5 separate regions of the Homo sapiens genome follow, and all the other regions are linked to region 1. A link is a loop called in an ENCODE intact Hi-C map of the cell type or tissue named here. Cell type or tissue: mammary epithelial cell. All regions are shown on one strand. Region 1 overlaps TPPP (tubulin polymerization promoting protein). Region 2 holds the start of BRD9 (bromodomain containing 9). Region 3 has its middle 10 kb from the start of TERLR1. Region 4 overlaps TRIP13 (thyroid hormone receptor interactor 13). Region 5 holds the start of LOC124900932 (a long non-coding RNA gene).

Region 1 (5,000 bases):
TGCCAAGTGGCCAGGCTTGGAGCCAGGCACGGAGGTGCCGCTGGGTGATTCCCAGACCCCAAGGCGGATGCTGTGTTTAAACAGCACCTGAGGGTTCCCATACACTTTACACGCGTGTCCTAAAGACACAACAGACACCATCAACAGCGCTGAGCCAAAGAAGAAATCGCGCTGAGAAACACACCAAGTGCTCGGGGTCCCACAGCTCAGACCCTCACGCCTCATGGGGTCCCAGGGAGGGGAGCGGAGGCCTCGCTGTGTCCGGAGGGGGCTTTGGGGAGACAGAGCCCCAGGGCGGGGCCTGGACTGCTGAGGGCAGCCACGCAGGGCACATTCCAGACCCGCCGGCCATAGGGCGCTGTTGTCCAGCAGCATCCCCCAGGGGGCGCTGGTGAGCCCGGTGAGCCGGAGGTGCCCTGGGCAGCTCTGTGGCGTGGGGGTCCGCGGTGTTGGGGGTGGATTTAGCCCCTTGACGCGCTCGGCGTGGACACCCGCACGTTCCCTGTGGTGCTAGAAGAGCCAGGCCACCCCAGGCAGCCCACAGTGCCTGGAACTGACAGTGCCCATTGGGCCCTGTGGGGGTGTTGACTCTCTGGGGCCCTTGGGGCCTCTGTCTGTCCTGGGCCGTCAAAGGCTCTCCTGTCTTCTATTCCCACCCTGCCCAAGCTGACATGCGGACGCCAGGCCTGACTGCCAGCCTGGTGACCAGTGCTGAGGCACGCAGCCCTTTCTGACGGCCTCGGAGCCAGGCACCACCAGCATGAGTCACTCGGCGGGAGGGGGATGGCTGAGGGGCTCCCCCATCAGAGGCGACATTCAGATCCGGACACCTGCTCTGCGCGCTCCCCGAGTGTCTCGGGGAAAGGGCGCCCGGGTCTCTGCCCCACACGGGCGGGGAGCTCTCCCCAGGAGACCCGGGTGCCCCCCGCCTGGGGCAGTCCTCAGGAGTTCTAGGACAGCGGTGCCTGCCTCTTCCCCAGAGACACTCAGTCTGGCTGCCCGGCTCTCCTGACATAGAGTGGGCCTGTCCTCCAGAGACCAGGGTGCTGGAGGAGCCTCCGAGTGTGGAGCTCGGCATCCTCATTGCCCATGCTCTCCCCAGCCCGGCGCCCTGCCCCAAAGCCGGCCCAGCAGGACGCAGCCGCTGCTCATACACGATGCCCTGCGGGGCCTGGACTTGCTTCCCAGGCTCTGAGTCCCCTGGCCTCTGGGCCTGGTTCAGTCTCTCAGGGACACTGGGACCCGGCCTGGGGCCTCCAGGAGCTGGGCTCAGGCCAGGACAGCCCTCCGAGGACTGAGGCCTGTTCCTCCGGGGCGGACGTCACAGGCCCCGCTGGGCTCGGGACTGTGCATCCAGCACCCTTGTGAATCAGGAATGCCCTCCCATGGTGCCCTCTCTGAGGGGCGGGGGCCGGCGGGCGAGGTGACAGCTACCAGCTCCCCTGGGCTCTCTGGGCCTGCAGCTGCTGTGGCTGGAGTGCCCTGTCCAGAGGCTGCCACAGGTGGGAAGCTGGGGGCTGTGGAGGGGAATCTCTGGGGAAACAGCCTCTCCCTGTACTTAGGCGAGTCTGAGAGAGAGGGGCTGCGGCTCCCCCAGGGCACCAACCTCTGGGATCTTCCATTAGCCCCTGAGACCTGAGGAGGCTGGGAAGGACTCCCTGGCTGCTGGGCCCCACGGGGGGAGGGGGAGCTTCTGGGGAGGTTCCTACCTGGTAGGGACGCGGCCTTAGGGGAGCCCTGTCTGGCATCGCCATCCTGCACGTCGCTCCGAGTTCTCACTGCTCCAGGAGGGTCCAGTGGTCCCGTTCCAGCAGGACCCAGCCTTGGGGTTCCCCATGCCTGTTGGCCGCCCCTGCCTCCCGCAAGCCCCAGCAAGATACAGAGGACCTAGAGCAACGTTTCCCGGGGCCGACAGAGGTCGGTGGCAAGCCCTCCAGGCCCTGCCTATTCTCCCCTCATAAGTGACTCCACCAGCAGCTGAGCACCTGGGGGCAGGTGAGGTGATGTCTGGCCACCTGAGAGGGCTTCTCCCCTCATCTCAGGAAACCGGAGCCCTTCCTGCACCCTACTTGGCTCAGAGGATGGATGGCAACGTCCACTGGGCCACGGCAGCTCAGGCCCCAGGGCGGGCTGAGGGCCAGGGCCCTCCCATTGCTGCACCAGCTCTAACCCCAGGCACACCCACCATGAAGCCCCCACACAGCCGGTCGGGGGGCTGCCTGAGCTCCGGAGGTCTGGCTACCGAAGGCTCCCCCCTGCCTGAGGGGCCGCCTGGGATCAGCGCACTGTCTCCCTCTGGGCGCACACCCTGCGCTTGCTGCTAATTAATTTTGCGTTGCTGCCGGCCTTTTCGTTTTCCTGGGGAGGGGCGGGGGTGGGGCGTGTGTAGTCACCGCCCTGTGGACATCACTAGGAAGAGGTGGCCCTTGGTGGGACGTGGACTTGGGGCCCAGAGGGACCCCGGGCAGATCTGAGGGGCCCGACCTTCTCTAGGGGGCCCCAGGGGCTCGGCTGCCTCCATCCACCCCAGTCTCGGCCTGGGCAGGGCTTTGGTCTGTGCACCTGAAGTCAGTTTCTGGCTGTTTGTTTGGAGATCACCTTCTCAAATGACCTGTGTTGCCTGGTCAGGCTCATGGGGCAAAGTGGACAGCCAAGGCCACGCCCACCACTGGCCAAGCGCAGGAGACGGGTGCCTGTCGCCGCACAGTGCTCTGGGGATTGCTGGTGCTGCCCGGCCTGCAGGGTACAGGAGCCACAGGCCTTGACTGTGAGGCCACAAGCTCCTGAACCCTCAGCCACAGACGTCCATGGCCAAGGGTCCCCCCGCAGGGGCTCCACTCTGCGGAAGCCACGTTCATCCTGCCCTGCCAGGCGTGGCCACTAGAGGCTCCCCAAAGACAGAACTGGCCCCAGGGCTCCAGAGCCGCCGAGTGCAAGCCCGGGACAGGGTGGCACCCACAGCAATGGAGGGACAGGGTTGGGTGTGGGGAGTGCAGCCCACCCTTCCCCCGGGCTGGGTACCACGGGGGAGGGGGAGGGGAGCAATGCAGCCCTGAGGCTCCTGGCCCCTTCCAGGGAAGCTGACACCTGCTTTTCTGGGATGGACAGACAGGAGGACGTCACACACAGTGCTCTGAGGACCTCACTTGCCCTGTGGCGGCTGCCCTCCAAACACACTGTGACCTGGATTCTCTCCAAACCTGGGTCCTGCTCCTGGGAGGTGGTTGGGTTGGCTTCCGTACTGGGAACAGTCCGAAGACTTTAGGACAAAGTGTCCTACCGGCCCTCCACACTTGGGGTGACCACAGACCCCAGTGCCGGCTGGCCGGGGGGGTGTACCAGGCTCAGCAGCCCTCCACGCTCGGGGCAACCGCAGACCCCAGGGAGCCTGGCCCTGCTGTTCTCAGTCTCCCACTGGCCCTGGCTTCCTTCTAACCAGCGTCCAGGTATCAGTCTAACCCCCAAGCCAAGCCACCACCCAGTATCCACCCAGGTGTCTATAGGAAACGTCAGTGCATTTACTTGGGAAAATACACCACACCCAGCACACAAGCGTGGGTCCTGGGGGAGGCCAGGGCTCCCAGCCAGCTGAGACCGCAGCCCAGCCCTCCTTCCTCTGCCTCATCGGCTGGGTGCCCCCACCTGAGCTAGATGGACCCATAGGGGGCCAGTGAGCAAGGCTGGCAGACCCTCGCCCAGAGGCTGGTGGTGTTTGGTGCAGTTGGGGAGGCAGCAGCTGAGCCTGACCCCAGGGGTCCTGAGGCACCCATGGCATGGGCCCCTCCCCAGGCTCGAGGAGGCGCTGGGAGATTCGCTGTCCATGGCTCTACCGGGCCCCACTCCCACCGCCCGTGGTCCGGTCCCGCCTGTGCACGCTATGCCTCCATTAATATTTTAAAGCTGCCACCGCACGCTCTTTGCAGGAGGGAGTCATTGTCTGGGTTAACAGTAGGCTTCAACAAAAACCTGGCGTAAGGCTGCAAGAAATTTGTTTAAGATTTAACACATAGTAACATCAAAACAAACAAGCGCTGCCATGGCAACGAGGACTAAACAAAGGCTCGCAGATACCCCGAGCTGGCGCCACGCCGGTGGAGCCATGGCAACCTGCCCTGAAAACAGAAATCGGTAGACTTTTTCTCCACAAGTCCTGTCAGAGTCAGCAGCTTTCTGCAGTACCGAAGGCCACTTCCTCACGGTCCCCAAGCTCCTGAGGGAGGCAGAGGCTCCCACAAGTGACAGTGGGCACCCCCTCCCCAAAATGCAAAACAAAAGCAACTCCCACAGGCCCGCCGCCACCACCCCTTGCTTTCCCCGGAAATCGAAGGAAAATCTCTAGTGTCCCCAACGCCTCGTGGTGGCCCTGCTCCTCTCTCTTCCTGAGACAAGGGTGTGAGTTTTTAGGCCCCTTGCTGCTGTACACCTGGGAGGTCAGGACCCCGTGCCAGGATCACAGGGACCCCCCGAGGGGAGTCCAAGCTGCAGGAGGGAAGGACAGTTTGAGGGTGGGAGAGAGGAGGAGGTGGGGGCAGCCCTGGGGGGCCAGGGTCACAGGGGTCCATGGCTGCAGGTGAATGGGGAGGGGGGGAGGTCAGAATCCCTTGGCCTCCCCTCAGGCCGGAGTCCCAGTCCTGGCCACCTGAGCTGCTGCCCGCAGGACAATCTCCCACACGGCGCCCACTCACGGTGCCCAGCCTGCCGACCAGGCTGCCCAGGACCGGGTCTCAGCCTCAACCCCTCGCTGGGCTTGGGCCACAGCTGTCTGCTCCCCCAGACCTTGACCCTCATGGTCAGCCAAGGCTGGCACACCCCAAGGCTGGTCCCCGGCCCCACACTGGGGAGGTGAATGTGCTGGAGCAGGGGGCCAAGCTTTAGCCCCCCAAGCGCCTGAGCAGCTCCAGCCCTGCCTCTGGGAACAGGCCCAGACCAGCTGGGGCTCCTCCGGCCTCCTGGGGTGCCAGCACCCCCACAAGCAGGCAGGGCTCCCATCATTCTCCAAA
Region 2 (5,000 bases), 220 kb after region 1:
GCACAGAGAAAACGTTCACGACCAATCATTTCCTTAATGCTGTGTCTGTAAAACATCATCCGAACACAGAAACACCTGTGAAAGCTCAAAAACTAGAAATGATCTAAGGTGAATGAAGTCTTCACAAGACATGAATACACAGAACTATGCCACGATTACTTCGGGCAATGAAAGTAACTTACCTTAAATTCCGTAACTGACTTGTATTCATTAGCTACAATTTTGTCTTTCATGGTGCCAAAATCCATGGGATGTTTTATTATCATTGAATATCCAGGAGCAATTGCATCCGTGACAGGAAAAGCAAAAAATCCATGGGGATCTTTTCTGAAAGCAAAGACATCTTAAAGCGGAAAAATCTAGATTTCTAAATGATACAAAATCTCTTACAATCCAAAAATTGGATACAACTGACCGAATTTTGTTTCTTAAAAATAAAAAAGTTACGAGCGTCTTTTAATTTATTGTGATAGGTATTTCAGATATAATAAAAATTCCCCCAACGCATCCTGGCGGCCATCAATGTCCCAGCTCTAGCCTTGACTTCCCTCACTCTACTCTGACTTCAGAGTGAGCCACTAATGAGTTCATGAACTCTTCCTACGCACCCCGAAGTGGACTGGGAGTCACCAAGAGAAGGTGCAGGGTCTGTTTCACAGCTGACGAGGCTGGCGTGGGGAATAAGGCCTCAGAAAAGATGACACCACACCCCCCCAGACACTAGCTCTTCAGAAACGCCCCGGTTTACCTCTGAAGCTGGCGGAGGAAGTGTTCCAGGAGTTGCTGAATAGGTGTGCTCTCATTTTCGGCTGACAATTTAAGGAAAAAAAAATTGAATACAAGACTTTGGTATCCCTTCATTAGAGAGCTCCAAGTTCACAGTATCTGTCTGTCTGGTGTCTCACAGCATTTTAAGTTCCACCGAGAACTGGGGATATAAAGATACATCCGACTCAGCCTTGGCTCCCACCAAGCTCAGCCGGGTAGAAAGGGCACCCCCACAGCAGGAGTCATAAAAATCTCTTGTAATAACCGGTAGCCCTTACATCAACAATATGTGGTGATCACTTAGCAATGTTTTCAGCTCATACCACTACTCTAGACAAGAAATGGACGACGGAACAAACGCTCTGGACATAAAGGTTGATCCTGAATTCACCGATTATTATTTCACTTGAGGTCCCTTAAAATTCAACAAAAAGTAAATAAATGGCCGGCGTGGTGGTGCGTGCCTGTAGTCCCAGCAACTTGGGAGGCTGAGGTGGGAGGATCGCTTGAGCCCAGGGTTATCTGAGCCCAGGAGTGAATCACGACACTGCACTCCAGCCTAGGCGACACAGCAAGACCATGTTTCAAAAATAAATTAAAAAAAGAAAGTGCCTGAAGAGCCAAATGACCACAGGAGCTCAGAAGGCCACCAGCTTTCCAGAACTTTCCTTCAGTGGAGCCAGCAGGCCTCAGACAGTTTCTGACGGCCTGAATGATCGCAGCACTAGCCTCCCCACTCCCTGATGTCCCATGTCCCAAAGCCCAGCCGTCTGTTTCCCTATAATCCAGGAACCACTGGATGCTGAGAGTTGCTGGGAAGAGACACCCCTTGTCTTAGGTACAAATGCCTCATCACTGTGAGTTGTGCACAGGAAGGCTGGGGACAAAGAGAACTCAGAGGGCAAGTCCTTGTCAACTGGAAATTCCAGCCAAATGCCATCCTTCGCAGATGGTGCCCACGACAGAGATTCTACTAAAGGCCTCCAGCTTCCTTTGTCTCAGCCTATGGTCACTTTCAGCAACTTCAGACCCACCATTTGGGCCTCGAGGTCCCTTCTTCCCAAGGGGAATTACCTGCGTTTTCACTGACATGCATCTCTCTTACCAGTCTGACCCAGATGGGGCTACTGTTCCAATACTGTCTTAAGTGCAAACAAAACCAAACTTCAAGACCCAGGGCTGGCAAACTTTTTACATAAAGGCCAGACAAAAAACAGTCTAGGCTTTGCGGGTCACATACGATTGGTCTCTGTGGAGATGCCTTTTTGTTTCTTTTTATGAACGCTTAAAAAACATATAAGCCATCCTTAGCTAACAAGTTAAAAAACAAAACTGAAGGGCACCAGTGGTAACTGGCCACGCCTTGCTCTAGACATTCAGAGACACCGGAGGAAACCTCAGGCCAGAGGACACCTGGGATGAGGCCCTGGAAATACCAGCTCTCCTCCCTCCCATGCTTCTCCCCAAAGCAACAGGACACGGTGCCGACCCCTCATTTACAACGATGAGCTGTGAACACCAGGAGAGTCTCTAAAAGTGCACCCTTGCCTGGCTGTGTCCGGCACGCTCGGACTGGCCGATCTGGGGGCGGCTCCACCTCCACCTTCTTCCCAGGATCAAAGTCGTCAGCCTCTCCCTCCGTGTCACAGTGCTCCCTCTCTCGCTTCCGCTTCTTCTCTTCCTGGGCGGCAGAGTCAAGGGAGTGAGAAAGGCAGGAGTAGGCGGGATCCGGACAGGTCTGCCCAATCCCCTCGCAGTTCTCAGGGGAGGGACAGAACTAAGGGAAACCCCCTCCGAGATCCTCCTCATGCCAGGCTCCCTCCTCACAGAGACCCTGGCAGGGTCTGCTGAGGAACAGCACACCCAGGATCCTGGAACTGAGTCTGCGGGCCTCAGCGGTTCGCGTTTTGCTACCAACGGAACACCCCCTCCCCTCCTCCAGCCACGCAGGCGCACTCTGCCTGGGTCCTGGGACCAGGCTCCCCACGGGCTCCTCGTGGGCAGCGTCCGGGCCACCGCCGCTGCTCCTTTACCTTTCGCTTCCTTCTTTCCTCATCGTCCAGATGCTTCTCCTTCTCGGACTTCTTCTTCTTCTTCTTTTTCTTTTCTTTGTGCCTCTCTCGCTCATGGTCTGACCTGTCATCATAGTAACTGGAGTCGTGGCCGGATCCTGAGAGTTCAGTCACTTCACTTCCTCCGACCTTCAGGACTAGCTTTAGAGGCTTCTCCAGGGGCTTGTCGGCATAATCTGCACAGACACAGACCGAGTTCTACCCGCGTGCTCAGGTGCAAACGCCACGCAGCCAGGTGAGACGTGAAGGTGCTAAGAGGGAAAGGCCTCCCTAAGGAGTACAGCGGGGCTGCCAACCAGCAGGGAAAGACGGAAGGGAAGACCACAGTGGCGGCATGTCACTGCCTCCTTGTTCTCCCTTCCCCTCCGCAGGGAGCTTCAGGTCCCTTTCGAGCCACGGTGTCCTCACCAGAGGCCCTGTGGGATGTTGTTCACATTACTCGTTCAAGAAGATGGATTAAGAGGGACCTGGAACCCCGGAGCCCGATCTCCCTCCTAGAAACCCCCAGCACTTCGGTTCACCCTCGCCTGACTTCCTGCAGGCGCCCGTGCTGCCCGCTGACACCCATGGAGCTGCTGCGGGAGCAAGGGAGAGGGAGGGAAAGGCGGGAGAAAGGGCAGCCCAGCTTCTCCCTGAGCTCCACACAAAAGCCAGCACAGATGCTTCCCTAGTCTCCAGGACCGGGGTGAGTGGGCTTGCAGCCTCGAACCCAGAACCCTCTACCAGGAACGTAAGCGCCTACCCAGGACCCCTCACGTGTGCCCGGTTCCCTGCCCGAAATCCCAGGACCCCCTCCCGCGTGCCCAGAACCCCTCCCTCGTGGCCAGGACCTCGCCCGGTGCCCAGGACCCCCGTCCGCGTGCCCGGAACTCCTCCCCCGTGCCCGGGACCCCGCCCGCCGCGCGTCACAAAGCGCCGCCGCCTCACCCTCGTAGGACGAGCGCCACTCGGCCTTGTGCTTCTTGTGCTTCTTGCCCATGGCGGCGCCGGCGGCGGGCCCGAGGCGGGGGCTGGGAACAGCTGGCACCCGGTCGGACCTTGGCCGCCACCGCCCCCTGGCCCTGGCTGGCCGCCCGCGCTCGCTGCGCCGAGGTTGCCGAGCTCGCTGGGCCGCGCCGGAAACGGGGCGAGGCGGGGCCGCGGCAGGAAGTGGCCCTGCCGGGCCCGAGCGCTTCCGGGTCAGGAGGTGGTGCGCCTCGCGCGGCAGATTCGAAGCTAGGGCGGGGCCCGCGGGCTGAGGCAGCGGCTGTGGCGGCGACGCTGGGCGTGAGGTGGCGGCGGCCGCGCCCTGGTTGGGTCCCCACTGCTCTCGGGGGCGCCATGGACGAGGCCGTGGGCGACCTGAAGCAGGCGCTTCCCTGTGTGGCCGAGTCGCCAACGGTCCACGTGGAGGTGCATCAGCGCGGCAGCAGGTGAGCCGGACCTGTCCGACACATCCTCTGGGCACCCACCCGCCCCGACCCCAGCGCGTGCACCGAGCCCCGACCCCAGCGCACTGATTCTGATGCGACCGAACCCCAGGGTACTGATCCGGCCCGACTGGACCCGGGCGCACAGGCCGCCGGGCCCCGACCGGATCCTAGCGCAATGACGCGACCCCACCGCAGGGCACTGACCCGGCCGACCCGAGCCCTGCGCGCAGGACCCCAGCTCACAGATTGAGCCCCGACCCGACCTCAGCTCACGGACCTGGCCCTGACCCTGCCCCTGCCCCGGCTGTCCTCCAGTGCATTGATGTGGCCCTGAGTCCCACGTTGGAGAATAGGATGGCTGCGCATTACAGAGAGCTCTAGTCTCAGCCGAAAGCTGGGTGGTTATTCTTTGAGCCACTGCTTCTCAGACCCTTTAATTGTTCCCGTTCCTCACGGACTCGATGTTAAATTTTTAGGGTTCAAAGCACATCCCACTCATTTGTGACCAAGTCAGTTCATGGTATGGTGGGGCCTGTGGGCTGTGCTGCTCCCTGGAGTGGGGGGAACTCAGCGGCGGGGCCAGACCTTCACAGACCCTCCTTATGTCCACGGAGGGTGGATTGAGGTCAGGTGAGACCACCAGCCTCAGAGGGGATGCAGAGGAAGAGACCTTTCCTTTAACAGAATAGCTGTTGACTGGGTATTTTCTAGGTGCTGGAGTTCAGACACGTCAGCATAATTGCACCAG
Region 3 (5,000 bases), 500 kb after region 1:
TGCTGGCCCCAGGCCACATCCTGGAGACTGAGGCTGCGCCTACTGGGAGACCAGGAGCCTTTACCTTTGCAAGGAGCTCCTGGGTGGTCCCAGTGAGTAACGCCCTGAGAGGTTACACCCATATCTCTCAGGAGTCAGGCTCCTGCCTCTGTGTGGAGCATAGTTCACAGAGACTGGTGCATGGGACACAGGCCACTCAGGGACAGTAGGGTAGATCCAGCTCCAGGGCCTGAGGAACAAATCACCTACTCATTCATTCACTCATTCTTTCATTCACTCATGAACCCATCCATCCAGTAATCCACCCACCCATCTCCCCATCCATCCATCCATCCATCCATCCACCCACCCATCTATCCATCCATCCATCCACCCACTCACCCACCCATCTGTCCATCCATCCATCCATCCATCCACCCACTCACCCACCCACTCATCTGTCCATCCATCCATCCATCCATCCATCCATCCAATCATACATCCATCCTTCCATCCACCCATCCTTTCACCCACCCTTTTATCTACCCACCAACCCACCCATCTATCCATCCATCCATCCATCCACCTAACCATCTATCCATCCTTGCACCCACTCATCTACCCATCCATCCATCTATCCACCTACTCACCCACCCACTCATCTATCCATTCATCCATCCACCCACCCACCCATCCTTTCACCCACCCTTCTATCTATCCACTTACCCACCCATCTATCCATCCATCCATCCATCCACCCATCCATCCATCTGCCCATCCACTCACCCACCTATCCATCCATTCATCCATCCATCCATCCACCCACCATTCATCCATCCATCCATCCACCTATCCACCCACCCACCCATCTATCCATCCATCCATCTATCCATCATTCCATTCACCCATAAATCCATCCATCCACCCACTCATCTGTCCATCCATCCATCCATCCATCCACCCACTCTTCAGATAGAAATCTATCCACCTACCCACCCATCTATCCATCCATCCATCCATCCATCCATCCACCCACCCAACCACCCACCTATCTACTCATCCATCCACCCATCCATCTACCCACCTATCCATCTATTCATCCATCCACCCATTCATCCATCTACCCATCCACCAATCCATCCATTCATGGTACGGGGATGTGCAGAGAATGAGATACCTTATGTGGCTGGGGACACAAAGGGAAACCTCCCAAGGTAGCAGTCCTGAGACGTCTGCCATCAGGAGGGAAGTGAGAGGCACTGAAGGGGTGTGTAGGGAACCCAGGGAAGGTCAGTCGTGGGGTGGGCAGTGCAGGGAGAAGAAGCATGGGGGAAGCACCTGCCCATCAGGTTGATGCCAGGGGTTCAGAGCAGTTAAGAAGAGCCAGGGCCGGGCGCGGTGGCTCACGCCTGTAATCCCAGCACTTTGGGAGGCCGAGGCGGGCGGATCACGAGGTCAGGAGATCGAGACCATCCTGGCTAACAAGGTGAAACCCCGTCTCTACTAAAAATACAAAAAATTAGCCGGGCGTGGTAGCGGGCGCCTGTAGTCCCAGCTACTCGGGAGGCTGAGGCAGGAGAATGGCGTGAACCCGGGAGGCGGAGCTTGCAGTGAGCTGAGATCGCGCCACTGCACTCCAGCCTGGGCGACAGAGCGAGACTCCGTCTCAAAAAAAAAAAAAAAAAAAGAAGAGCCAGAAGGTGTTCAGGCAGAGGGACCCCCAGGCTACCAGCGTCAGGAAATAAATGACACAGATTTGCAGAGAGAGGCCGTGGTCAGTCCTGCCTCCAGCTTCCTGGCCAGCCCTGCCTGCCCAGACATCTGAGTCAAAGTAGCCTCTGTCTTCTGTTGTTATTTTCAACATGTGTGCCTGCCACTTACGGTCCAGAAGGTGATGATGACAAGCACTGAAATAACCTTCTTGATCCAGGTGCTTCCTTTCTCCACAAAGGCCTCCCTCAACCTAGAAGGCTCCGTGGCTCTTTATGGCCAAGCAAAACCCTGAGTGGTTTCAGGGCTCTTGGTAGCTCCTGCCCACTCCACACACACATAATCTTAGTCCCATCCTCCCTGCTACAAATTCCTGCAAGTTTCGTACTCAGGAAATGCAGCTGGGGATGGGCACATCTGGGTACCAGGTGCTTTCAGAAGAAGCAGGTGTGGTCAGGGTGCAACTTATGGCAAAAACAGAACTTTCGGTCAAAAATGTCCTGTGCATGGTGACTGAGCACCACCTTGCGGACAAACTGCCAGTGAGCCGAGCCCTCCGGGACAGATGCTGGCAGTGGGGGAGGTGGACTCCGTGTAGACAGCTGCGTCCACCTGCATCAACACCACCCCAGAAAGCTCGGTCCTGGCCTTGCTGTTGGCCCTCGCCCAGGGGTAATATTGGCCTGGCCATCTCTGTCCCAGGCATGCTTTGCCTGCTCCAGAACCCCACAGGACAGGGCCCCCGGCTTCCCGTCTCCTCGCCCACCGTGCTCCTGACATTGCGTCCACAGCTCCGTCCACAGCCCCTGCCCCTGGTGCTGAGCAGCACTCCATGGCACAGATGTGCCACAGCTGCCAGTCACGCTCCTGAGCCTGGACTCTGTGTCATCTCCAGTTTGGCGCAATTACAATATTGAAACACAGCGGCCACGAACCTTCCTGTGCCTGCATGTGGGCAGATGTCTGCGTCCATTTCTCTCTGGTAAACACCAGGGGGAGCCGCTGGGTCACAGAGTAGAAGGATGTTGCATTTCCTGAAAAAGTGCCACACTCTTCCAAATGCCTGTGCCCTTTCCCACGCGTGGGGCCCCTGCCCATTTCGTAAGGCAGATCCGCCTCCATGCCGCACTGCCTCCTCCGTATTTTTGGCATTCGGTTGCTGAAATAGAACAACAGCCATCTCTGCTCAGCACTGTCCATTCTAGGAACCTGCAAGCATTTCATATACATGATGCTATTTTGGCAGAATCCTTAAAAACACAAGTGTTACTACGATGGACAGATGAGTAAACTGAGGCATAGAGCAAGAGATAACTTGCCTGTTTCTGCTTGTTGGTGTTGAGCTCAGTTGCCCCAACCCCCATCAGGCTGGCCCTGACACAGAGGCCTTGGTCTCCCTCAAAAACCATGATTCTCAAGGTCATAAAGATCCCAACACACGCCCCATCACAGGACCCCACCGCACAACTTCCTGAAATGACCACCCCCCAGCCACCGCCCAGAGGCCCCGTGTGCAGCCCTGACCACCAGGCCGGCCCACTTACAACACACAGGATCTATTTCTAGGGACCCAGGGCCTTAGGCTGTTGCGTCAGCCCAGAGATGGTGCGTGGCGAAGCTCCCAGTGCAATGAGAAATTGTGGTCTTGATTTGTATCCAACCAGACGTTTAATATCCGAGACCGTGCCCTGTGGTATGATGGTTGGCGGCAGGCGCTCTGGAGCCTAGTTGGCTTGAGGCCTAACTGCTGCTCTGGCAACGGTGCCCAATTTTCTCAAAAGTGCGATCGTCCGTAACGATAGCACCAGGGTGGTAGCTGTGAGGTTTGAGAGTCCCAGCACCTACTGGGACTAGAGAGCCCCAAACACCCAACGATGACTAAGACTCCTGAAGTCTGCGGGTGCCTGGAAACGGCGTGAGGGACGCCTGGGCCCTGGACAGAGCTGCCTCCTCCTGCCCGTCTTGCCTTGCCGCCTCCCCGCACACTACCAACATCCCCAGCTCCAGGGCCCAGGTGGATCCACGGGTTCCCCACACGGCCAGCTCTCCGGTGTCCTGGGGTTGGTTCAGTGATGCAAGCATCACCCCGTTGGGATCTGTCATGTCTGGGATTTCCAGGAGGGATCACGAGATTAGAAACGTGGCCGAGGCCTGGTGCTTCGTGGACGAGAGCTGTGGGAATCGCATTAGGGTCTGGGGAGGTCAGGGCGGCCCCTTGTGCCCCAACCCCCAGAGGACCCTCTGGTTCCTGGAGGCAAGCCCGCCATGCTCATGTATGACTCTGGAGACCAACCACGCTGGCGCAGGGGTGGTGCAACTCAGGAGGCGAGAGCCTCACTGATGAGGAAAATGTCACCCTAATGAGGAAAGTGCCATGTACCTGGGTAAGGTGGTGTCTGCTGGAGACTGGAGACTGCGCCTCCCAGCCCAAGCCTGCCGAGCACGGGGGCTCCTGGGGGGCATGGCAGGGCATCAGCCCCAATGAGGACAGGACAGCCAGGGTCTGAACCCTAAAGGCTACAGCAGGGAAGGAGGGGAGGAGGGAAGGAGGGCCGGGGGCTGGCCATGACCGGTGTGAGACATGGCCTTGGTGTCTGTCCCCCGCCAACAGACCAAGTCGGGTCACAAAAGGGCCTCCGTTTCAGGACAGCTGGCTCAGAAGGAGAACAGAGCACAGAGCCTTTGGTGAGGGAGCAGGGCCTGAGACAAGGCCGGCCCTCCTGTCCTGGACGTCTCGTGTCCCTCAGCTCATAGCCCTGTCCACTAAAAAAGGAGTCAAGCTTTTAAATAAGGGAAGTTCATCTTATTTGGAAGTTTTTCTGAGCACTGCAGCCCGGGAGGGGTCTTTCAGAGGCACATGGTCAGGCTGCTGCGGAACAGTCCCAGCTCCTGGCACAGCTCTGGTGATGCAGCTCGAAATGTGCACAGAAGTCACGGAAGAGCAGAGTCACACGGAGCTGCAGTGGGTTACAGAGAACGTCTGGATTATAGACGCAGAAGTCACGGAAGAGCAGAGTCACACGGAGCTGCAGTGGGTTACAGAGAACGTCTGGATTATAGACGCAGAAGTCACGGAAGAGCAGAGTCACACGGAGCTGCAGTGGGTTACAGAGAACGTCTGGATTATAGACGCAGAAGTCACGGAAGAGCAGAGTCACACGGAGCTGCAGTGGGTTACAGAGAACGTCTGGATTATAGATGCAGAAGTCACGGAAGAGCAGAGTCACACGGAGCTGCAGTGGGTTACAGAGAACGTCTGGATTATAGACGCAGAAGTCACGGAAGAGCAGAGTCACACGGAGCTGCAGTGG
Region 4 (5,000 bases), 230 kb after region 1:
TATCATTCTAGGGAAGGAGCTTACTCATTACTTGATAAACAAACCCCTTAGTGGTTTTGTTTAATGTTGGCACTTTAAATAAAAGTGATCATTTTGTTGCTCTTCTTATATTTATAATAGTAATAGCCAGTGTTTTTCCTTTTCCCTTTTGGAAGCACCTTCTCTTCTGAAATGAAAGCGTTTGGAGGTGATGATCTCTTAGGAGGCGGCCTCGCTCCCTGTGCTCCCTCTTCTCATGTAGGATTAAGCCCTGGGGGAGGGCACATTTCTTGGGGACCTTTGCCTTGTTGGTATCTTTGTCAAGCTCTTTTCTTTTTCTCTATCAGCTCCTCGATTATGTGATGACAACTTTACTGTTTTCAGACAAGAACGTCAACAGCAACCTCATCACCTGGAACCGGGTGGTGCTGCTCCACGGTAAATTATGCAGGCTTTTATTTGACCAGATAAGTGGCATGAAATTTAGCCTTTACTTGTACCTTCGTCCTTCTGCAAGGAGTTACGGCTCTTTGTTTTCTGAAGGAGCCACAGCTGTCCTAGAATGTCCCCTCTCTGTGAAGCAGATCCAGCTCATGACACTTGGGACATTTTTTGTTTGTTTGTTTGTTTTTGTTTTTGAGACAGAGTCTCGCTGTCGACCAGGCTGGAGTGCAGTGGCCCGATCTCGGCTCACTGCAACCTCCACTTCCTGGGTTCCTCCCAGGTTCCAGCAACTCTCCTACCTCAGCCTCCCGAGTAGCTGGGATTACAGGCATGCGCCACCACACCCAGCTAAGTTTTGTATTTTTAGTAGAGACGGGGTTTCACCACGTTGACCAGGCTGGTCTCAAACTCCTGACCTCAGGTGATCCGCCCGCCTCAGCCTCCCAAAGTGCTGGGATTACAGGCTTGAGCCACCGCGCGCGGCCCCTGGGGCATTGATTACTCGGCACTTAATCAAGTCTTCCTGTGGGGGGCCACATTCCAAGACATCCTCAGATGCCCCAAACGTGGATAATACTAAACCTTATGTAGACTATTTTTTCCTACAGACATTCCTATGATAAAGCTTAACTTATAAATTAGGCTTGTAGTACTCAGAGCTTTACTTTGTGAGGAGTAAACTGAAAAAGCCATATTTTAAAGAAATTCTGTCTGGTTCTTCTCAGGAGAAAATACTGATGGTTTGTTGTTTGGTTTTGTTTTGTTTTGTTGTCAATATCACCGGGTAGAATGGGGACACGGGAATTGAGTGGACTCGAGAGTATGAAACTGTAGCCAAGTGTTAAATAGAAGCTTGAAGGGTACTTGGCTTCTTTAAGTCAGTTAAGATTGCGTGACAAAGTGACCTTAAAACACAATGTTCTTTTAAAGAGCAGACAGGCCCCGCATACTGCCCTCATAGCACAGTCAGAGTAAGCAGCAGGTGTTTTAATTAGTGAAATAAGTTGTTTCTGTTTGGAACCAGTTACGTATTTCCTCTTTAATTCTTGAAAATACCTGCAGAAAATTAGAGTTGTATGTCTCCATTTTCTGTTAGATGCTTTCCTTTTTCCATATTGGTCACCTCGCAGCTTCTGTGAGGCATCTTTTGTAGGGTCCAGCCCCACAGGGTTGGTGAGTTTTCTCCCCATGTGCAAAGACGAGAGAGTGTAGAAATAAAGACACAAGACAAAGAGATAAAAGACAGCTGGGCCTGGGGGACCACTACCACCAAGACGCGGAGACCGGTAGTGGCCCCGAATGCCAGGCTGCGCTGATATATATTGGATACAAGACAAAGGGGCAGGGTAAGGAGTGTGAGCCATCTCCACTGATAGGTAAGGTCACGTGGGTCACGTGTCCACTGGACAGGGGACCCTTCCCTGCCTGGCAGCTGAGGCAGAGAGAGAGAAGAGAAACAGAGAGACGGCTTACACCATTATTTCTGCATATCAGAGACTTTTAGTACTTTCACTAATTTGCTACTGCTAGCTAAAAGGCAGAGCCAGGTGTACAGGATGGAACATGAAGGCGGACTAGGAGCATGACCACTGAAGCACAGCATCACAGGGAGACAGGCCTCTGGATGACTGCGGGCGGGTCTGACTAATGTCAGGCCCTCCACAAGAGGTGGAGGGGTAGAGTCTTCTCTAAACTCCCCGGGGGAAAGGGAGACTCCCTTTCCCGGTCTGCTAAGTAGCAGGTGTTTTTCCTTGACACTGACGCTACCATTAGACCACGGTCAGCTTGGCAGCGGGCTTCTTCCCAGACGCTGGCATTACTGCTAGACCAAGGAGCCCTCTGGTGGCCCTGTCCAGGCATAACAGAAGGCTCGCACTCTTGTCTTCTAGTCACTTCTCACTATGTCCCCTCAGCTCCTATCTCTGTATGGCCTGGTTTTTCCTAGGTTATGATTGTAGAGCAAGGATTATTATAATATTGGAATAAAGAGTAATTGCTACAAATTAATGATTAATATTCATATATAATCATATCTAAGATCTATATCTAGTATAATTATTCTTATTTTATTTATTTTATTATACTGGAACAGCTCGTGCCCTCGGTCTCTTGCCTCGGCACCTGGGTGGCTTGCCGCCCACATCATGCTAGGGGACGCTTGGCAGGCAGGCGTGCAAGAAGAGTGCTGGCCTCTGCCTCTTCTAGTATGGGGTATGAGCCCACTGAGAATTGTCTTAGGAAAGAGGGTGGTTCTGGGGGCAACAGGAATAACACATGACCCCTCCACCTCCATTTATCAAGAAAGGTGTGTTTGATCTCTGAAAGGTGCCTTGATGAGTGGATTTCATAAAGGAAGAGTGGGGACAAGGACAGGTGTCAGCAAAGATGTAGGCTAGAAAATGCAATGTTCATTCCCGACGCTAAGTGAGACTGTAGGCCGAGAAGCTGGGAGCAGTGCTGGGGGTGGGGAGGCGATGGAGGCTGAGACCAGAAATACGAAGTTGAGTACAAATAAGAAAGAGGGGGAGACGTAAGTGTATTGGTAATATTTCATAGCATTTAAGTTTCTAAGCAGACTTCATTGTAGTAATAACATTAATAGCTTTTAACTGTATTCCTTATATTTTATGGATAATGGAAGTTACTGTTGTTTTAAGAAATTTGTTGTAGCACTGACTTAAAAATATATTTGCTTGGATCTTTGTCACAGGTCCTCCTGGCACTGGAAAAACATCCCTGTGTAAAGCGTTAGCCCAGAAATTGACAATTAGACTTTCAAGCAGGTAACTTTCGGTAATCTGTGAGAGGAGAGCCATGGGAATGGGATTTATAACGGGAGGTTGTTTTTTTTTTTTTCTAAATCATTTTACGCAAATAATAGATTCCTCTCCACTGTAAGTCACTTGATTCCTCTGTATTCAGCATAGTTTTGAGTTATGATTTCAGTCTTTTAAGATTTGAGACTTACTTGATTGCCAGCACATGATCTCTGCTGGTGAATTGCACTTCAGAAGACTATACTTTCTCCCCTTGCTGGATGCAGTGTTCGTCTCTAATTACGGATTTGTCTTTTCCTCTTGAGTTCTGTCTGTTTGGGGCTTATGGTTTTCATCACATTTGGAAAATACCTGGTCATTGTTTCCTCACTGAATTTCCTTGACCCTCCCCTTTATCTGGGACTCTGTCTGCTTTCATGTTAGACTGTTTGATGTTGTTCCACAGGCCACTCCTGTGCTTTTTCATTTTTTTTTTCAGTTCTTTAGAAATATGTTTTATTCGAAAGTTTCTATTGCCGTATTTTAAGTTGACTGATTTTCTACATCGTCTAATCTGCTTTTAATTCCATTCAGTGAAGTTGTTATGTCTGATAGTGTATTTTTCTGCTCTGTTCTATTTGATTCTTTTTATACTGTTTTTTCATTATGTTCTCGTTCACGTCTTGAACAACCCCATAATAGCTGTTTTAATGTTCTGTCTGCTAATTCCATCATGATTGTCATTTCTGATTGTGTTTCTATTGACTGGTTTTTCTTCTGGTTAGGGGTCACATGGTTTTGCTTTGTTAGCATGTTAGGTAGTGTTTGATTAGCTGCTGAACATTGTGATCTGAAGTGTGTGGATTGTGTGTTCCTTTAGTGAGTGTTAGATTTTGTTCCGTTAGGCATTTCCATTACTTGTGATTTGGTGTGATCCTTTGAGGTTTGGTTTTTTTAAGCTTTGACTGGGAGGGGTTTAGGTTTGGTCTTAACACTCAATTGTGGTCCTCTGGGGTCTCCACTGAGTGTGCTGAAGGATCCGTGGGCACTCTCCACTCTGGCGGTCGGAGTATGCACTCCTCTCAGCCTGTGTGAGGTCCAGGAGCCCTTCAGCTCACAGACCACGGGCGCCCTTTACATAGCTGCAGGGAATGTCCCCTGCTCACACACACCTGAGTATTCATCCAGGACATCGGGGGCGCCATGAGGATCCTGGGCACTCCTTCTGAGGTATTTCTTCATATTTCCTTCCCCTCTGGAATTCTGTTCTGCAGCCTTCAGTCACTTCAGACTCCCTGAACTCCAATCTCTGTCTCCTCGACTCAGCGAGTGGCTGTGCTCCACTTGGGCTCCCTCCCGTGCCTGTGGTTGGAAGATGCCTCCCGGCAAGAAAGTTAGAGCATTTGTAGAGAGGGTCCCTGGTCTTCCGACTCAGGAGTCCCAGCCCTCACTGCCCTGTGTACAGCAACCTTACCAGATGTCATTTCATCCATTTTGCCTTAAATGAGGTTTTCTCATTTAAGATTAGATGGTAAATCTGCTTCCTGTTACTCCAGTATGACTAGCGGAAATCCTGTGAGGTTTAATTTCGTATACATAATTTTTGTTCTTCAAAAATGTCTTGTAAATGTTTTTACATAGGGAAATTGCTTTATTTTGACCCCTTAGCTTATGTTTAGCAACTTGCCCTTTGCTTTGACATATTGAAATACATGTGTGTTTTCAAGATCTCTAGGGGCATGCCAGCATGGCGGCTCAATGCCTGTAATCCCAGCGCTTTGGGAGGCTGAGGCAGGTGGATCATTTGAAACCAGGAGTTTG
Region 5 (5,000 bases), 330 kb after region 1:
GCTGATTCACACTTTCATTTCCAGCCAGGAGAGACTTTCCTCCAAGCCAGAGCTGATAAGATACAAAGACTAAGACTAAAACTCCCCAGGTTGGGATAAGATAAATATCACCAAATTACAGCAAGTGTTTAGGTGGAGAGGACCTCAGTGATCATAATTGATGCCCACACATGTTTCTTGGCATCTGGGCTTCCTTCACTGCTCACTCAGATTCCTGGGTTATTTTAAAAATCACGGCCAGGCGTGGTGGCTCACGCCCGTAATCCCAGCACTTTGGGAGGCTGAGCACTTTGGCAGGCCGAGACGGGGGTGGGGGGAGGAATCACTGGAGGTCAGGAGTTCGAGACCAGCCTGGGCAACATGGCAAAACCCCATCTCTACTAAAAACAAAAATTAACCAGGCGTGGTGGTATGCATCTCTAATCCCAGCTACTCGGGAGGCTGAGGCAGGAGAATCACTTGAACCCGGGAGGTGGAGGTTGCAGTGAGCTGAGATCACGCCACTGCACTCCAGCCTGAGCAACACAGTGAGACTCCGTCTCCAAAAAAAAAAAAAAAAAAAAAAAAAAATCACGCATACGGGACTCCTGGAAGGCAGCTTCTCACCGTCACTGCCGTCTGCCCTGCTACATGTGACGGCTGTGTTTCACATGTTCACCGGTGTGTACGCCCGGGTGTGCTTCGAACTGAGAAGCCAGGAGCCCAGGGCTTCTCTGCTGCCCACGAATCATGCCTTCTACTTGCCCTCGCTGCCCAGCTTGCAAGGCCCTTTTACTGAACTTACTTTGATTGCAATAAAAACCAGTAAAACCCAAAAAACAAGTGCATACAAAAGTATGCCCAGAACACCTTTGGAAAACCATTTTCTGACTTGGGTGGGTTTTTTCCTTCTAGGTCTCTAATCACAAATTGCCTGAAAGATTTGCACAAATATTTACCTGAAACTGGAAGAGGTGTTTCCTCAACCATGAATCGTGGCCAGTTGTGGGTCCCTTTGAGGCAATTTCCCTGGAGAAGTGCATGGTTATTAAATTTAATAGTCGGTGCAGATGATTCATCTTTTGAAGGCGCTCAGAATGATGGCTGAGGATAAATGTAGAATTAGCCTTCTAAGTATCCAGTGGTCTGGCAACGTTCCAAGTATGCCAGGAAACAGGTAGGCGTGCTTCAGATCCACCTCCCTTTCAATAGTTTTAACAGTCCATGTACCAGAGGTGATATCACAACCAACCTGTAATTCAGAATAAGCCTCGTGTGGCAACATGGTTGGGGGGGGTGCGGGGAGCAGGCGAAATGCAAGGCACTTGGGTGTGGCAGCCACGTGAACTTCTTGTTCATGCCTAAGAAGGCATGTTCATGCCAAAGCGTGTGTCTGCAGGGAAACCCGGTGCACTTGGGAGGCACAGCCAAGGCTTCAGGGGTCAGCATGGCTGGCGGACGCTGCACAGCCAAGGAGAGGTGGACTCAAACAAGGGCGGCCTCGGGGGCGGTGTGCAGGCGACACCCAGGGGATCTTGTGCACTTAAAAACGTAGGGATCCATTTGCAAAGCGAAGAGCACGCAAGGGGAGCACACATCCAGACCCGGAGTCGCCATCCTCCCTCGTGGGGCCAATCCGCCAGGGCCAACGCGGCATGGGCAGGGAGGGGAAATGTCCCGGCAGGCTCCGTGTGACGCGTCACAGTAGCGTTTTGTCCGATGTCAGGCAGTGCTTTTCTTAGACGTCCCCAGGGCTCCGGTGGAGACCAACCCGTGTGTGAATTTCAGTCTTGCCGGCTACTTCGGGTCGCGAGGCTCACGGCTTTGCTCGCACTATGGGGAAAAAGCCGGGCACTGAAGGGGACGTGGGTGTGTGTGTGTGTGTGTGTGTGTGTGTGTGTGTGTGTGTGCCGGCTCCGCGCATGCGCCTATTTCAACTCCAGCCACAGCCTGGGGCCAAGACAGTGTCTTCAAAAGAGGCCCCTGACCCCGGGGTCAGAGTTGGCTACACCATGCCTTCCAGGCACGCCACACCGTGAGGTCACACCGCGGACGCCCCTCACACAGGGGACGCCCCTCACACAGCGGATGCCCCTCATGCCACGGAGGCCTCCGCACACAGGGACGCCCCTCACTCCGCGGACGCCTCTCACACAGGGACGCCCCTCACACAGGGACGCCCCTCACGCCGCGGACACCCCCTCACACAGCGGACATGCCTCGACGCCCCTTCACATGGCGGACGCCCCCTCACACGGCGGACCCCGACCTCGCCGCTTTCTAAACGGGAGGGGAGGAGCCGTGGCCACCGTGACAACCACAAAACAGGATGAGCCCCGCCTCCCAGAACGCGGAGTCGCGGTGGAAGAGGGTGACGCCGCCGAGAGTTCACGAGCGTGTCCCAAGCCGAGTGAGGAGCGCGCGGGGGCGCTCTTGCTCCCAAGGCCGCACGAGCGCCAAGGCCTCGCGGGGAGAATAGCCACGGGGGGAGACGGGGCCCGCGCTGCCCCCACGAACGCTGTTGGTGGGGACCCCACGGCTGCGCCCGCTGAGGTGGAGGGGCCGGGAGGACAGAGCCCCGCGCCCGCCGCCGCCCGCTTCTGACCCTGCCGGTCCCGGGCTGGGGCAGAGAAGGGCGGGCGCGGGCGGCCGTGCCGGGAGCGGAGGCGGACGCCGGCCGGGTCTCCCCGGGTCTCCCCGCTGGGCGTCCTGCGGCCGCACCTCCTCCTCCATCCGGAGACCAGGCCCCTGCCCCGCCCGCGGCTGAGGAGATAAGGAGAGGCTGATTTGAAAAGCTGCGAGGACGCGCATTTTAACCTCCAGGGACGGCTTGAGCCCCGCCCTGCCTTTCGAAAGTGCTGGGAACGGATTTTATCAGCAGGCGAAACTGTCCTCAAAGCTCCGTGGCCCAGCAAAAGGCAGGGCGGGGACGCCCATGGCCCCCGGGCCGGCCCCCTACGGGCTCAGCCTCCGAGTCCCCGGACTGGACGGCGCGGGCGTCGGGGGTCCAGGCTGCTCCGGCCGCCCCGCTGTGAGCCCGAGCTGCGCTGCAGCCGCTGGTCACGTATGGGGGTCCCCCGCGTCCTTTCCTCCAGGCCGGCAGTGGGCTGGGGCCGCAAGTGTCCCCGCGTACACTGGCCGTCCCCCAGGGACAAGGACAGTTGCCCTGAAAAGCTGCGGCTCCCGCCAGAAGGTCCCAGCTCGGGCTGCCCCGGGCAGACGCAGAGCGAAAGGCGAGGCAGGACGGGCCTGAGGAACCTGGAAGTCCCTGCAGGGCCCCTGGAAGAGGCAGGCAGGGGGCTGCCCCACAGACGGGCCCAGGAGAGGACACGCCGGGCTGGCATCACGTGAGGAGAGCGTCCAGCAAACCACACTGGTCCCGAGGCCTCCACGAAAAGTAGATGGGCATCTCGCGGCAGCCACCACTGAGGCAGCACCGGGAAAGCATGGTGGGTGCCCACTGGCCCCGCAGAGGGCAAAGGCATGCACACGCCAGAAGGGAACGTCAAGGGGAGCAAAGAGAACCCCTTCCTCCTGGAATGGCTGAGGGGACCAGGCCGCTCTGTGATGCAGACATCTCAAGGGGCTCTCCCTTGCACTACCCCATGTGGACTTTAACTCCCAATTTGGAAAGTAATGATGTCATCTTCTGTGGTCTCAGGGTCCTAGTGAGTGTGTGAGGATAATAGTGTTACATGTTATGCAAAGGGATTGTGAACTGGCATGGGGGTCAGGTTTGCAGGGCCTGGAGCTGGTGACTCCAGCTCTAGAACAACCCCAGGCCGGCTCTGCCCTACCCAGGAGAGATGGTCATAGGGGAAAGAGTCCAGTGGGCATTGGAGGCGTAGGGGCCACTTAGGGTTGCCCTTTGAGCTGACAGTGGGGTACAGATTCAGCTCTGCAGTGCCCCTAACCCCCACTGCGGATCCACCCGGGGGAATGCCCTGAGGACACGCGAGGTGAGGGTCAGGCGTGTCCTGCTGGGTGGGAACTCCGGACCCTCTGGGAAGGAATGGGTGAATCGGCTGCTCTCACTCTCCAGCTCCCACTCAGAGGAGCCCTGGGGGATCCCATTCCTCTACCTCAGAGGACTCCCAGGACACTGTCTGAGCCCAGTGGGAGGAGGACACACAGCCCTGATCTGCCAGTCAGTGGGGCTGAGGGTCAAGCTGTGCGCCTTGTGTGCTGGCGGCGTCCCGCCTGGGATGGATGGAGATGGTCTGTACTTTCATGGGTGAATTGTAGGGCCCCTGAATTGTATGTATCTCAATAAAGCTGCTAAAGAATAAATGTAAAACCTTTGCCTAGTAACTCAGGTTCACTGGAGTGCATGGGGAGTTTCTGCTGTTTGGACTCTGCATGTGCCTAGTTCCAAGTGACAAGGTGGGTGCGAGGGCACGGCAGCCAGTGCAGGCCCAGCCTCATGGGCTCCTCCAGCTTGGGCACCCTGTAGGGTGTGGGGTTGGTGCCATGGCCCGCCCCCACCCCCCACCTCCACCTGTCCTCCCAGGACACTTCCTCCCCCAGACCTCCTGACATCTGCATTTAGCAAGGACCAGAGCTCAGTCAGCAGAGGAGTGAAACACAATGGCCCTTCCCCACCTGGCTGGGGCACCTCAGCCAACCTCCCCCAGTGGGACCTTCTCGGGGTCTTGGGAGGAGGGCCCATGCATGTGTGAGGCAAGGCTCCCAGCCACACAGGGGACACGAGCCCACCAGCAGATCTTCACCCAGGGTGGCTCATCGGTCCTCATGTAAGGGCAGGATTTAGAGGCACGGGAAGGGCTGCAATCCTCAGGCTGTGCTACTTTGCATAACATGTAACACTATCATCCTCACACACTCACTAGGACCCTGAGACCACAGAAGATGGCATTGTTACCTTCCAAATTGGGAGTTAAAGTCCACTTGGGGTAGCGCAAGGGAGAGAGGAGGGGCCGAAAGAGCCTGGGAGGGTGGCCCTGGCCCTGAATCTGGACGCCTGGACGCTATACACAAGGGCGCTCTGAGCCCATCGCAGG

What was found. Hi-C counts contacts between places; a loop is a spot of excess contacts. Peaks named below come from ENCODE experiments on the same cell type or tissue, not always from the same donor. Only the 100,000 strongest peaks of a DNase experiment are listed, where the experiment ranks them.
Region 2: a loop joins it to region 1, with 7 times the contacts of the local background. A loop is called at or near these places in 101 of 110 quality-filtered maps.
Region 3: a loop joins it to region 1, with 9 times the contacts of the local background. A loop is called at or near these places in 6 of 110 quality-filtered maps.
Region 4: it touches region 1 in a loop (17-fold over the local background); 100 of 110 quality-filtered maps call a loop at or near these places.
Region 5: it touches region 1 in a loop (6-fold over the local background); 2 of 110 quality-filtered maps call a loop at or near these places.

The regions. Positions count from the first base shown.
Region 1 is chr5:668,884-673,883 of GRCh38, forward strand. All of the region lies in intron 2 of TPPP (tubulin polymerization promoting protein), which reads right to left. It also overlaps a transcript of CEP72 not described here. Among named protein-coding and RNA genes, the nearest start is that of TPPP, 22 kb to the right of the region's middle. RefSeq lists enhancers at 168-922, 2,211-2,380, 2,743-2,912, 3,510-3,679, 4,523-5,000. In mammary epithelial cell, CTCF peaks have their summits at 374 (motif pointing right) and 2,890; a DNase peak (open chromatin) is centred at 4,028; H3K27ac peaks cover 568 bases; H3K27me3 peaks cover 154 bases.
Region 2 is chr5:888,839-893,838 of GRCh38, forward strand. BRD9 (bromodomain containing 9) reads right to left here and starts at 3,963. Exons shown (of 16, transcript NM_023924.5): 1 at 3,768-3,963; 2 at 2,802-3,016; 3 at 2,317-2,449; 4 at 749-809; 5 at 183-327. The coding sequence starts at 3,819. TRIP13 (thyroid hormone receptor interactor 13) reads left to right here and starts at 4,046. Exons shown (of 13, transcript NM_004237.4): 1 at 4,046-4,252. The coding sequence starts at 4,161. RefSeq lists silencers at 3,304-3,522, 3,713-4,332 and an enhancer at 3,332-3,964. In mammary epithelial cell, no CTCF peak of the experiment used is centred here; DNase peaks (open chromatin) are centred at 2,483 and 4,003; H3K4me3 peaks cover 2,853 bases; H3K27ac peaks cover 2,528 bases.
Region 3 is chr5:1,165,646-1,170,645 of GRCh38, forward strand. No RefSeq gene overlaps it. Among named protein-coding and RNA genes, the nearest start is that of TERLR1, 10 kb to the right of the region's middle. RefSeq lists enhancers at 1,911-2,432, 2,433-2,952, 4,189-4,358 and a cis regulatory region at 4,274. In mammary epithelial cell, a CTCF peak has its summit at 2,677 (motif pointing right); a DNase peak (open chromatin) is centred at 2,646.
Region 4 is chr5:901,015-906,014 of GRCh38, forward strand. TRIP13 (thyroid hormone receptor interactor 13) reads left to right here. Exons shown (of 13, transcript NM_004237.4): 5 at 327-417; 6 at 3,134-3,206. Among named protein-coding and RNA genes, the nearest start is that of TRIP13, 11 kb to the left of the region's middle. RefSeq lists a silencer at 2,080-2,374. In mammary epithelial cell, a CTCF peak has its summit at 2,246 (motif pointing left); no DNase peak of the experiment used is centred here.
Region 5 is chr5:1,002,348-1,007,347 of GRCh38, forward strand. LOC124900932 (a long non-coding RNA gene) reads right to left here and starts at 1,626. Exons shown (of 2, transcript XR_007058677.1): 1 at 939-1,626. RefSeq lists enhancers at 1,865-2,508, 2,509-3,153, 2,627-2,921, 3,154-3,797, 4,951-5,000 and a silencer at 2,627-2,921. In mammary epithelial cell, a CTCF peak has its summit at 2,393; a DNase peak (open chromatin) is centred at 1,174; H3K4me3 peaks cover 994 bases; H3K27me3 peaks cover 704 bases.